Linked DNA regions of Homo sapiens: region 1 is linked to region 2. Evidence: chromatin contacts called from ENCODE Hi-C or POLR2A ChIA-PET data. All regions are on one chromosome and are shown on one strand. The core of a region is the stretch at or near the end of the contact, and the rest is flanking DNA. Distances in the headings are between cores, read along the strand shown.

Region 1 (6,522 bases), core at 3,134-5,633, 140 kb after region 2:
TCCTGCCTCAGCCTCCCGAGTCGCTGGGATTACAGGTGTGCACCACTACACCCAGCTAATTTTGGTATTTTTAGTAGAGACAGGGTTTCACCATGTTGGCCAGGCTGGTCTCGAACTCCTGACATTGGGCAATCCACTCGGCTTGGCCTCCCAAAGTGCTGGGATTACAGGCATGAGCCACCATGCCCGGCCTGTTTTATGTATTTAAAAACATTTTTCTGAGAGGGGGTCCTTAGACCTTACTAGAGCCCAAAGGGCCCATGGCATCTAAGAAAGGTAAAGGGCTCCTGCTGAGGCCCAGGGAGGGGCCCTCACAGGCTGGGGGCTACCCCATGCTGACAGGGATGAGGTGTCTGACTGTCAAATGGACTGAAGTCTGCACTGGGCAAGGCTGCTCTTTGTACCCATCTCTGTGCTGGCCTTTGGGGGACAGCAGCTCCTGGTGAGAGAGGACCTTGCCTCAAGGAGCTCCTGGCCTGGTTGCGGGAGGGGGCAAGGCACACAGACAGCTGAACAGCTCCCTGCACTGTCAGGAGTTCAGAGGAGGAGAGAGAAGTCACTTCCACCACTGGGACCTGATTGACCATCCTGGGAAGGCTTCATGGAGGAGGTGGCATTGGATTTGGGCCTTGAAAATTTTGACGTAAGAGACAGGGGAAAGCAGGTCAGGCTGAGAGGGACCAGACTAAGCAAAGAAATGGAGTCCAGAAGGCTGGGGCATGAGTGGTGCCCAGGGAGGAGCAGGGTTCAACTGGAGGGTACGGGAGAGAGCAGAGGGAGGTGGGAATGGAAGTCCTGAATGCAAGGCAAAGAAGCTTGCGGCCCGACGCGGTGGCTCACACCTGTAATCCCAGAACTCTGGGAGGCCGAGGCTGGCGGATAACAAGGTCAAGAGATCGAGACCATCCTGGCCCAAATGGTGAAACCCCGTCTCTACTAAAAATACAACAATTAGCTGGGCGTGGTGGCATGTGCCTGTAGCCCCAGCTACTTGGGAGGCTGAGACAGGAGAATCGCTTGAACCCGGGAGGTGGAGGTTGCAGTGAGCTGAGATTGTGCCACTGCACTCCAGCCTGGCTACAGGGCAAGACTCCGTCTAAAAAAAAAAAAAAAAAAAAAAAAAAGAAGCTTGCACTCTGCTGTTGGCCCAGGGAACCGTGGCAGGGCTTTCAGCAGGGAGCAGGGCAGGTTTGGGTTTGAGGACAGACCCCCTGGTTGGTGTGTGGAGAGACGATGGGAGAGGATGGGCGGGAGGCTGGGTGGCCATCGTTGACACCTTGCAGTCATCTGATGGGGAATGTGGAGAGCTGAACTGAGCCCAGGGTCCTCGTGGGGAGAGACAGGGGCCGTCCCAGCCATGGAATGAGGTGGAAGGTCAGGAGGCTCAGACCTCTGGGGCTGGGACTGACCGCCTGGGTTTGAATTGTGGCCTCTGCGGGTTACTAGCTGCGTGGCCTCGGGCGTGTTTGTTACGCTTGCGAATTAATTTGCTCATCTAAGACGCACGGTGATAGCAGCACCTGTCTCGCAGAGTTGCTGTGGGCGTAAAATGTGACAAGGGATTTAAAGCTCAGCACAGTTCCTGGCACAGAGTAAGCTCTGGACACGCCATAGCTCTGGTTGTTTATTACCGGTGATAAAACAGATGGGTCCTGGTGACCCAGTGGACTGGAGGAGATGCAGGGACAAACGCGGCCAAGTCTGAAGTTTCAGATCAGGACCAAAGCCCGGGTCTCTGCAGCTGGTATCTGAGCACAGACCAGGTCTCCAGGTGCTCTCTTCCCTGCTGACCCTAAGGGCTGGGGCCAGGACACCCCCTCCCCTGCCCTCACCTCCTCTGCCCAGCTTTCCCTTAGCAAGGCCTCCTCTGGCCCCTCCAGCATAGACTCCCACCCCCCAGGAAGGGTCAAACACAAACTCCATCTCATTCCAACACCTGGTGCCGTCTAACCCCGTTCTTTTCCTCCAGGAGTTCCCAGGGTCGGGAAGGTGCAGTGAATGAGACAGGCCTCAGAGAGTGACACTGGGAGCTCCACTTGGGTTTCTAAGTCTCAGAGCAGGAAGTGTCTAGACCAGCGTCCCACTGTGAGTGAGCGCTGGAGCCTCCCTGAAGAGGAATGCGGTGGGCAAGGTGGTGTGACAAAGGTGGGGTCTTTGAACGTGGGATTTTGCAGGAGCAGCTTCACCTCTGGGCCTGCTCACACTGGGGCTGATACTTGGGGTCCTGGAATTCCATATGCACTTTCCCCTAGACCCTTTCGGGGGGCTCCCCAACCCTGCTCAGCTTCCCTCTCTCCCAGACTGAGGGGTTCCAGCTGCTCCGGGCAGTGGGAGCCCACTGATGCCGGAGAATAAATTTGCTGTTTTGTAGAGCATGTGGATGCATATTTGGGGGGCTTAATCTTCTTAATAAATTGTTCTCAAATTGTGCACTATTAAACTCCTGAAAAATTCATGAGCACGCTGGGAATAGAGACCTCATCGGGAAGGTTTGACATGAACAATACAATAAACGCAGCTTCTAAATTGGGTCAGGGAAGCCTTCGAGGCCCAGAGAGAGGACATTCCCGCTTGACCCTCCCCAGGCCTATAAATTAATCATGTGCACAAAGAGGGCCTTGTTCTCTCTTGTCAGAGCCAGGGGTTGTGTCTTTGCCCACTGACCCCACCCCCCCTACCAAACCACCTCTGCTGCAAACAGAGTGCCTGGTGAGGCCGTTCAGCGTCTGTGCTTTGTTATTCCTGTGTCTCCAAAGCAAGGTGGGTGTACGTTTCAGCAAGAGAGATGTAGGTTAGATAGGAGGAAGAACTTCCTGGCTGACTGTGGGGTGGTGTGAAATCCTGGAATGGGCTGCTCTGGGAACTCGAGGAGACTCTTTTCATTAGGCTTTTAAGACCTGGCAGGCTCTATCCCCCTTGGTGCTCTCAGACCATTGCCCAGAGACAGCAGTGACCAGGACAGACATTGCCCCAGGGTTTGGCCACAGGAGCTGGCCTGGATGTGCCTCATTCTGGACCGTTGTGGGAGATTTAAGGCTCAGCTAAGGGGACATCAGGACAGCATCCTCCAGGCCCAAACCCTCACCATAGTCTAAGTACATGGCATTTGGATAAGGGAAGTCAAGTTAGGTCTCTGCCATGGGTCTGGGGCTGCTGCTCTCTTCCTCAACACCCTCAGCCTCTTGGAGTCCTATTCAAAGGCTTGGCCCAGATGCCACCTCCTCTGTGAAGCCTTTCTTGATTTCTCCCTGCCCTGTCAGTCAAAATTAGTTACTTCCTCCCTTGTGGTCCCTCTGCCTTGGGCCCTTGTTCGAGACTCTCTGTGGAAGCCTATGTGTCCCACCAGACTGTCAGCTCTCTGAGGACAGGGACTGTGTCAGAGCCCTCTCAGGACACAAAGGGACACAGTTCTTGAAGGGTCCTCCAGAGACCATGCCATGACTTGCATTGGTTTTCACATGCCAACTCCTAGGAAGGGTCCCCTATGCACCCCGGGGTAGGAGCTGAATGGCCTGGCTTCCCAATGACAACATGGGAATCCTGTGCTTTTAAGACAGGAGTAGGGCCAGAAAGAGGAGAGATGGAGGAGGCAGAGGCCCCGGCCGGCCACACTTGACCCCGCCTTTACTCTCTTAGTTCTGACATTTCACAAGCCTTTGTTTTTTTCTGAATCTGCTCAAAGTCCTTCAACCCTGCAGGTCTTTGGAGGAGGGTGAAATGGCCACCCTTAGTGTACACAGGAGCCCCACCCTGAGCCACTGTGGCCCCAGGTGTCCCCTTGTGCCTAGAAAGCAGCCTCACTCCAGCACAAGCCTGGGCAGGTGCAGCCTCGGTGCGCAGTTTGGAAGGGGTGACGCGCAGGTCTGAGAATGGGTGGGCAGTGGGGGTGGAGTTCACTGTCAGCGCCAAAGAGGAAGTGGGGAGGCCCTCGTGGGAGTGTGGAAGAGGAGCACCTTTCTCTGGGGAGAGCACTTCCGGGAGATGTAACTGGGTAGCCTACCCAGACCCCTGGCCCTGGTGGTCTAGCCTCTAAAGGAAGCAGATGATAGCAATAGGAGAAGGCAGTGGACAGCCCCATTGGTCCTGCCCCCACCCCAGCCACCACCTGTGGCTAGGCTGGGAGGAAGCTGCTCTTCCACTCCCACCCTCACCCCGTGGGCTCGGCTGCTCCCTGCTGACTTGCACCTCAGAGGCACCCCCAGCCCCCTCAGCCAGAACAGCCAACACCAGGCAGGTTTGATGCCTGATACCATGGGGCCCTGTGTGCCAGTGCGGCCCACCCAGCCTCAGACCTGTGTATATGTGTGTGTGTGTGCGCGTGCGTGTGTATGTGTGTGTGCATGTGCGTGTATGTCTATGTGCGAAGGGGAAGCTTGGCAGAGGGTGGCTATGGAGTGGAGGGGGCTGGAGAGGCCAGGCCTCCGTGTGGCCGGTCAATGCCTCAGGAGGTCAGCAGGTGGAGAAAGAGAGCCGTGTGTGGGGTCAAGGAGACCCTGGGGCTGTTCATTGGACAGCACTAATTCAATGCCTAAAAATAACCTCGGACCTGGTAGGGCACTTCAGAAATTTCCAGGCTCTTTCAGACCCCCCACAAACTCATTTCAGTCTCCAACATCTTGTGAGGAAGTTAATTCCATCCTTATTTTACCACCAGGAGCACCAAGTTCTAGAGTAAATCTGTGAAGGGCTCACAGTTAGTTGGTGGTAGAGCTGAAACTGGAACTCTGGTCTCTCTGGCCATAGGTTCAGGGCCACCTCCTGTGGACCTACTGTGTGCTTAGCCCCGTGCAGGGCCTGGGCATGGAAACGGAGTGAAGGAGGCACTGGCTTTGCTGCCAACATGGCCTGTCTGCAGGGAAGAAGGCCACCTGAGAGAGAGGTTAGGAAGCACCAGGGCAACCACAGGAAGGAGGGGCGCTGAGATGGGAGCGAGGCCTTGGACAAGAAAGGATATCCAGAGCTAGAGAGGGTGGGGCTTGAGGGTGGAGGCCATTCAAACACAAAGCACTCTGGGTGAAGACAAGACAGTGGGGAGCGGGTTTTGGCCCAGCCCCACGCAGAGCCTTAAAGACGCAGCCATGGGCATCCCCTGCAGGGCCTGGCAGGCAGTCTGCCCAGGAGAGTCACATTTGTGGGACCCTGCTGCAGAGGACCTTCCCAAGGGACAGTCCCCTGTTTAGATGTCTTTTTTGGGGGGGGGTCTGGGGGATGGAGTCTTGCTCTGTCTCCCCAGGCTGGAGTGCAGTGGCACGATCTCGGCTCACTGCAACCTCTGCCTCCCAGGTTCAAGTGATTCTCGTGTCTCAGCCTCTTGAGTAGCTGGGACTACAGGTACATGCCACCATGCCCAGCTAATTTTTTGTATTTTTTTTTAGTAGAGATGGGTTTTGCCATGTTGCCCAGGCTGGTTTCGAGTTCCTGAGCTCAGGCAAACCACCTGCCTCGGCCTCCCAAAGTGCTAGGATTACAGGCGTGAGCCACGGTGCCCAGCCTCAGATGTCTTTTGGGGGTGGAACCAGGGCTGCACTGCAGAGGTCACCCCCCTACCCCTGGCCCTGTCACTCTCCATCCTCTTCCTCCTGGCCAGACCTCCTGCTCTGGCCTGCTTTTATTCTCCTTTTAGCATAAGATGGCAAAGTGACTGAGAAGAAGGAAACAATCAAAGGAAGAGAAGTGGTTGCCACGGAAACTATAAAGTGGAAGCAGAAACTTTCAGGAGCAGGAGGGAGGAGGGAAGCAGACCTGGTGGCTGGGTGGGAGGAGAGGCGGGAGGCCTGGCCTGGGCTAGCCTGGAGTGCCCCTACGCCCAGTTCTCGCTGCTCTCCCCAGCTGAGCAACGCTGGGATCTGTGCTCTCGGGAGCAGGAGGGCCGTCTGGTTTCTCCCAAGTCTGGGCAGGAGGTGGCTGGTACGAGAGTGAGGTAAGCAGCTTGGCCTGTGGGTGCATGGGGCTGAGGAGGAGCCCTGTCTTCTGCCCAGATCCCCACATTGTTCTGAACCGCCAGTCCCATGTCAGCCTGGAGGAGTCTTTGCATGTCTTTACACCACGTCTTGATTCCTCCGTTCTAACAAGCCAAAATGACACGGTGCAGGACTGGGCAGTTTACCAGGCAGCTTCCTGAGTGCAGTCTCATTCAAGTCTTGTGACAGTTCTGGGAGGATAGTATTCAGATTCTACAGAGTGGGGAGTTTGGGCCCAGAGAGGTTAGGGAACTTGCCCTAGGTCACAGAGCTGAGAACCCCCAGGGGTAGGATTTATCCCCTGGACTGTCAGATCCTAAAGCCTTGAGCTCTCTTTTCCTTCTGGACACTTTGTTTTGTAATGCAGGGCTCTGCATGAAGCCATGAGTTCTCTGTAGCCTCCAGCCCCTTCTCATCCTTCATTCCAGTAAGACTTTCCCCCAGGGAGCTGCTATTTGCTTCCTGGAGGAGCCTAGGGAAATTTAGTGTCTCTGAGGCTTGATTTCCCCATCTGCAAAATGGGCATAATAGCACCTTTTCCCTCTGAAGGCTTTTGTGAGGA
Region 2 (6,725 bases), core at 283-2,782:
ATGTAAATGAGATAACTTAGATCCACATGCTGCCCCCATCTGGTAGAGGAGGCAAAATTCACCCAGATGTAACTCCGAAAGAGGTAGAAAGTGCCTGATGTAGTCAAAGAAGCACAGAAATGCAGCAGAATAACCCTGTCCTCCACACCCCCCACTCCCAGAGCCCTCCTTCGCCATGCACTTGCATTTCCTTACTCAGAGACTGGAAGGAAGGTCTCCAGTAGTATCCTTATTTCACAATCGGGGAAACTGAGGCTCTGTCTGGGAAGGTGGTTCCTTACTGGCAGCAAGCGGCAGGCCAGGGCTGCACCCTACATCTCCTGCTTCCTCAGACACGCCTGTTTCCAGGTAAAGGAAGGAGGCAGCCCGGCCTGCTCAGGAGCCCGAAGGAGTGCAAAGGAAGAGCAAAGCCTCAAAACACCTGCCTCGGGTCTCGGTTCCTTCCTGCCGGAGGAGCGGCTCTCACACCCTCCGCGCCTCCCAGTCCCTCCCGGCCGCCACAGCGGGAAGATCGAGGAATCTCAAATCCCTCTGCTTCTCTGGCTCTTTGCGCGCTGACATTTTTTTCTTCTTCTTTTTACTGTTTTTTTTTTTTTTACTTTCTTCAAGAGTTTGTGCAATCATTGTGTTTAGCCGTTTTCCTGCCATTTCCAAACGCGGGGTGGTGTCCTTTTCGAGTAGGAGCAAGGTTTGAAGAGTTGGAGGAAACTCCCGCCTCCCATCGCCCCAGTGCTGCAGGCACCCCGGATGCCAAAGTTAGTGTCGGAAACTTTCCCCATGCTGGGCGTCTGACTGAGTCCTCGGCTCTCCGAAGCTCTCTGACATCTCCCTCTCTATTCCCTTCCTCCTTGGGGTTCCTGCGACCCTCACTTTATCCCCCCACTCCCAGATTCCCCTTCCCAGAGGCGCGCCCTTCCTATCTTGTCCTGGGCAAGAGCCATTCCTCTGTCCTGCCCCACAGGCAAGGACAGACCCCTCACTCACTGCGACTTACTTGGTCGCATCCTGTGTCCCCTGCGTCTCCCCTCTCTTCCCCCACCCCAACCCCGCGGACCCGTGGGGGAACCTCAGCTTGCAGCTCTTCAGGCTCCAGTCTTGGAAGGCTGGACAGAGGGAGGGACGGCCACAGGATGGGGACAGAGGGACAGAAACTGGGTCCGATTTGGCACCGAGGTAGCGACAAGAACAAAAGCAGGGACACAGGCAGGGCAGACACCGGGCAGCGCCGGAGCAGCGGCCCGCCTCCACTCCCTCACCACCCTCTCCCAAGCGCGGAGCCCCCCGTCCGTGTCCTGCTCGTGGCCTCCGGGGACCTGGGCGGCTCCCCGCGGGACCCACCTGATCCGCAGAACCAGGGCGCCGAGGGCCGGCGCGCGGTGAGCTGGGCTGAGCAGGACCGCGCCCAGCTCCCGGCCCCGGCGAAGCCCTACGCGCTCTGATCAGCCACCGCGCCGCCTCCGCCCGAGCGGAGGCGCGTCCTCCCGCCCGTGGGCCGGCCGGCCGGGCTTCTGCTCTGGGCAGAGCGCAGCGGGTAGGGGCGCGAGGAGCCGGCGAGCGCTGACAGCGGGCTGCGCCAAGCCGGTCCCCGCCCCGGACACAGACAGCTGGAAGGCCGGCGAGCGAGTGCGTGAGTGAGAGTGTGTGTGTGCCGGGGAGGCGGATAAAATCCCCGGTGAGAGTGGCTGGGCCTCTTTTGCCTTCTCGGGCCTGCACGTGGTGGTGGTGGTGTAGGTGATAGAGCAGGAACCCCGGGCGTTGGAGGATGGGGTGGGGTCTGTGCTGTGCTGCTGGGAGGGGCTGCGCTGCGCTGGCGCACGGCCAAACTCTGGGAAACTCAGAGCCTTGGAGATCTGATCCACCGTTTGTTTCCCGAGGAAGGAAGAGCGCGAATGTAGACAGCGGCAGGCCGGGGCTGGAGTCGCTCTTGCGAGAGTCCTGAGCTCTGGAAGTGAGGGCTGGGCGTTGGGCACCTGGTTCAGGGTCTGCCCGCGTTTGCGCACTGACTTCATGATCTGTGAGCCCAGAGTGTCTCAAACGGGGCTCTAAGGCAGCCCCTAGGCTGTGGAATAACTCTTTAGTAGAATTATGTAGAAAGGAATCCAAACATTCGATTTCAGAGTGTGCGCTTCTGTGCCCAGTGTGGCAGCAATTCACTCAGAGAGTTGCTGTGGCCACAACTGGCTGCCCTCAGTTCTCTTGTCTTATACTGATAGCGACAAGGTCTTCTCACTCCCGCTCATATCAATCTACTTTACAGGTGGAAAAGTCAGAACTTCATTTTGCCATTTGCCGTTGAACGTCATTTTCATAGACTAAGAAATTCGCTTCTTAAATAATTCGGCCGGGCGCGGTGGCTCACGCCTGTAATCCCAGCACTTTGGGAGGCCGAGGTGGGCGGATTGCTTGAGCTCAGGATTTCCAGACCAGCTTGGGCAACGTGGCGAAACCCCGTCTCTACAGAATATAGAAAAATTCCCCAGGCCTGGTGGCGTGCACCTGTAATCCCAGCTACTCGGGAGGCTGGAGACTGAGAAAGAAAAGAAAAAATAAAAAATAAATACAAATAAAAATCAAACTGCCAGGCCAGGCGAGGTGGTTCTAGCTTGTAATCCCAGCAGTTTGGGAGGCCAAGATGGGTGGATTACCTGAGGTCGGGAGTTCGAGAGTAGCCTGGCCAACATGGTAAAACCCTGTCTCTACTAAAAATACAAAAAATTAGCTGGGCATGGTGGCACACGCCTATAATCCCAGCTACTTGGGAGCCTGAGGCAGGAGAATCACTTGAACCCAGGAGGTGGAGGTTGAAGTGAGCCGAGATTGCGCCACTGCACTGCAGCCTGGGTGACAGAGCGAAACTCAGTCTTAAATGAATAGACAAACAAACAAACAAAAAAATCAAACTGCCATGAAAACTACTTTACCCAAAATTTTAGTTCACAGCCTTCATTGGATTATCTATTGGGGCAAACAAAGTAAAACCAGCGAGCTTGTATTGCTATCTCATGGCTACAGTTCCAAGCTATTGGATCTTTGTTTGTGTCGGTATATACATGTCTAGATGTGTTTATTTGTAGGTACACTTACTGTTATATCTTGTGCCTACCAAATTGGCATATAAATAAAAGAGTGCTCATAAATTAACTAAATAAGTCTAAGCAATTTTCAAGTTCATATGACTTAAGTATAACTTTAATAAACAGGCTGGTTTTAAAATTATTGGTAAAATAGAAATGCTTTCAGAATTGTCAGCATACATTTTTGTCTGGACTTTATATTTGTCTCTGCTAAATACTTTGAGGTGTCAGAGTTTGGCATAGAAGGTTATAAAACTATAAACCCAGCCAAAACAAAATGATCTTGGTTTGCGTGCTTTTTTTTTTTTTTTGACAAATGAGAGTTAATTTAATACTATTAGCTAAATCTTCTGAGTTGTTGGCAAAAATAGCTATGTATTTAACTTTGATATCCTTCCTTATGTTTAGGTGAGCACCTGATGCTCACTGGCTATTAAAAACATGGTTAGGCCGGGCACAGTGGCTCACGCCTGTAATCCCAGCACTTTGGGAAGCCGAGGTGGGCGGATCACTTGAAGTCAGGAGTTCAAGACCAGCCTGACCTCCACCTACTGGGTTCAAGGGATTCTCCTGCCTCAGCCTCCTGAGTAGCTGGGACTACAGGCACATGCCACCATGCCCAGTTAATTCTTTTATTTTTAGTAGAGACAGGGTTTCACCGTGTTAGCCAGGATGGTCTCAATCTCCTGACCTCGTGATCTGCCTGCCTCAGCCTCCCAAAGTGCTGGGATTACAGGCATGAGCCACTGGAATATTCTTAATTCATGGCAATGTGTTTGTTTGCATACAGTCGAGCAGCATCATTTGGGCCGCTCAAGGAGAAAGAACCCAGAAACCTAACATGCCAACAATAGGGTAAGAATTTCTTTCTTTTTTTTTTTTTTTTGAGATGGAGTCTCGCCCTGTCACCCAGGCTGGAGTGCAATGGTGTGATCTCGGCTCACTGCAACCTCTGCCGCCTAGGTTCAAGTGATTCTCCTGCCTCAGCCTCCGGAGTAGCTGAGATTACAGGTACCTGCCACCACACCCGGCTACTTTTTGTAGTTTTTAGTAGAGGTGGGTTTCACCATCTTGGCCAGGCTGGTCTTGAACTCCTGACCTCGTGATCCACCCACCTCGGCCTCCCAAAGTGCTGGGATTACAAGTGTGAGCCACCGCGCTGGCCTAGGGTAAGAATTTCCTACCAGTTGGACTTCTGGCCCCTCTCTCTCTCTCTGCAAACTGGTTGAATGACTTATAAAAGATTATAATAATTCATGACAATGCAAATTTTTGTAAACCTTTTACATGTTTGGTAGCCTTCCCAGGATCACATTTCAGTTCTGAGGTTGTCTTTTTTTTTTTTTTTCCTTTGGGACAGAGTCTCGCTCTATGGCCCAGGCTGGAGTGCAGTGGCATGATCTTGGCTCACTGCAACCTCCGCCTTTCATTTTCATTACATCTCTGCTTTTGTTGCTTCATTTTTTCCTTGCTTTGTTTCTGCATTTTTGTCCAATTCTTTGCTCAGAATGCCAAGAACCTACACACCCTCCACCGGTAACACTTCCTTTTTTTTTGATATGGAGTTTCGCTCTTGTTGCCCAGGCTGGAGAGCACTGGCTCGATCTCAGCTCACTGTAACCTCCACTTCCCGGGTTCAAGTGATTCTCCTGCCCCAGCCTCCTGAGTAGCTGGGATTATAGTTGTATGCCACCATGCCTGGCTAATTTTTGCATTTTTAGTAGAGACGGGGTTTCGCCATGTTGGCCAGGCTGGTCTCAAACTCCTGACCTCAGGTGATCTGTCCACCTTGACCTCCCACAGTGCTGTGATTACAGGCTTGAGCCACCACGCCTGGCCTAACACTTCTGTTAAGCCCACCTGGAGCCTACTACTGGTAGGCCCTCCCCAGTGACTTGGATAACCACCTCTTGCATTTCTTGCATTTCCTCTTCCCATCCTCTCTCACCCTGTCCTCCCTCTGTCCTCCCCTTTCTTCCTCAGATTCTCCATGTCAGAAACACCAAGGTGAGGTGGCCTCTGGCAGGCAGGGTTTGGAATGCACTTCCAGAATGTTCTTGGCAGGGAAAATGCCCTCCTTGAGATCTTGGTGGGGAAGAGAAATGTCAGTAACAGTGAGCTGGGAGGCAGGGGGAGGATCGATTTCCCCAAAGTCTGATGAGCCTTTTTCACAGAAATACCAGATAAAGGAAGTGCAAAACTTCCACAGAACTAGAAAAACACACAGCCCAGGAACCCTGAGAGATGGCCAGTCCCAGCCCTCAATTTATAGATGAGGAAACGAGATCCAGATGGCAGTGACTTCCTCACAATCACAAGCTTGGCATTTGCAGAGCTAGGTTTTGTTCCCATAGCTCTCTCACTTGCTTCTCAGCCCCACGCAGGTGGGGAAACTCCTAGGTCTTGGGGGCCTGGGGGGAGGTGTTTTAAAGAAATTCCCAGGAGTGGTAAGGTTGGTCCGGAGAAGCAGAAGGGAACGTGAGAGTAGAGTCTTGGAGGAAGTGGAATGAACAGACAGCATTTGGAAGGGGTGCGGGGCAGGGAAAAGTATGTGTGCCCTGGCACGGGAGAAGGACCGTGAGATCCCTGCAGGAGGACATTGGGCCAGAGAGGCCAGCTGAGGAGTCACAGCAGGGAGGCTTGGAAGGGGAAGACCAGGGGTTTGCATTTTATATTTTTTCCTTTTTTTTTTTTTTCTTGAGACGGAGTCTTACTCTGCCTTCCAGGCTGGAGTGCAGTGGAGCAATCTCAGCTCACTGCAACCTCTGCCTCCCGGGTTCAAGTGATTCTCCTGCCTTATCCTCCTGAGTAGATGGGACAACAGGTACTACCATGCCTGGCTAATTTTTGTATTTTTAGTAGAGACAGGGTTTCACCATGTTGGCCAGGCTGGTCTCGAACTCCTGACCTTGTGATCCGCCTGCCTCGGCCTCCCAAAGTGCTGGGATTACAGGCATGAGCCACCACACCTGACCTGTAAACCTTTTTACACTTTCAGATTGTTGTTCCATGAGAATGTCTTATGTATTTTTAAAATTAAGTACATAAAAACAATTTTAAAACACACATTTAAAAAAGCTAACGTACCAGGTCTTCTCGAGAGTTTGCATGTTATCTTCTGGGCATTAGAAATAAAATTTGTATGTAGTAGAACAAGCCTGAGATAATCCACCTAGCTTCAGATTCTTTTTTTTTTTTTTTCCTTGAGACAGGATCTCTGTTGCCCAGGCTGGAGTGCAATGGCGCCATTTTGGCTCACTGTAGCCTCAACCTCCCAGACTCAAGCGATCCTCCCACCTCAGCCTCTTGAGTATTGGGATGACAGGTGCATGCCACCACACCTGGCTTTTTTTACGTTTTTAAGAGACAGGGTCAGGTCAGGCACAGTGGCTCACGCCTGCAATCCTAGCACTTTGGGAGGCTGAGGCAGGTGGATCATGAGGTCAAGAGATCGAGACCATCCAAGCCAACATGGTGAAACTGCATCTGTACTAAAAATACAAAAAATTAGCTAGATGTGGTGGCTCATGCATGTTGTCCCAGCTCCTTGGGAGGCTGAGGCAGGAGAATCGCTTGAACCCGGGAGGCGGAGGTTGCAGTGAGCCGAGATCACACCACTGCATTCCAGCCTGGGCAACAGAGCTAGACTCC

What was found. A loop is a pair of places that touch in the nucleus more often than their neighbours do. ChIA-PET counts read pairs that join two places held with the same protein, here RNA polymerase II (POLR2A). Pooled maps may share reads with other maps.
Region 1: a pooled map shows a loop between it and region 2 (2.1-fold over the local background). The contact joins the enhancer-like site here to the promoter of GGTA1 in region 2. A Hi-C loop is called at or near these places in 1 of 50 pooled maps. POLR2A ChIA-PET finds 5 or more read pairs at or near these places in 2 of 52 experiments (AG04449 and activated naive CD4-positive, alpha-beta T cell).

Annotation. Positions count from the first base shown.
Region 1 is chr9:121,630,716-121,637,237 of GRCh38, forward strand. It overlaps a transcript of DAB2IP not described here. Among named protein-coding and RNA genes, the nearest start is that of DAB2IP, 18 kb to the right of the region's middle. RefSeq lists enhancers at 803-1,551, 3,653-4,315, 4,442-4,511. Within about 2 kb of position 4,384, at least 6 of the 41 ENCODE cell types and tissues checked have a DNase peak (open chromatin) inside an H3K27ac peak, as active enhancers do.
Region 2 is chr9:121,498,312-121,505,036 of GRCh38, forward strand. GGTA1 (glycoprotein alpha-galactosyltransferase 1 (inactive)) reads right to left here and starts at 1,533. Exons shown (of 6, transcript NM_001382585.1): 1 at 1,339-1,533. RefSeq lists silencers at 1-133, 1,483-1,582.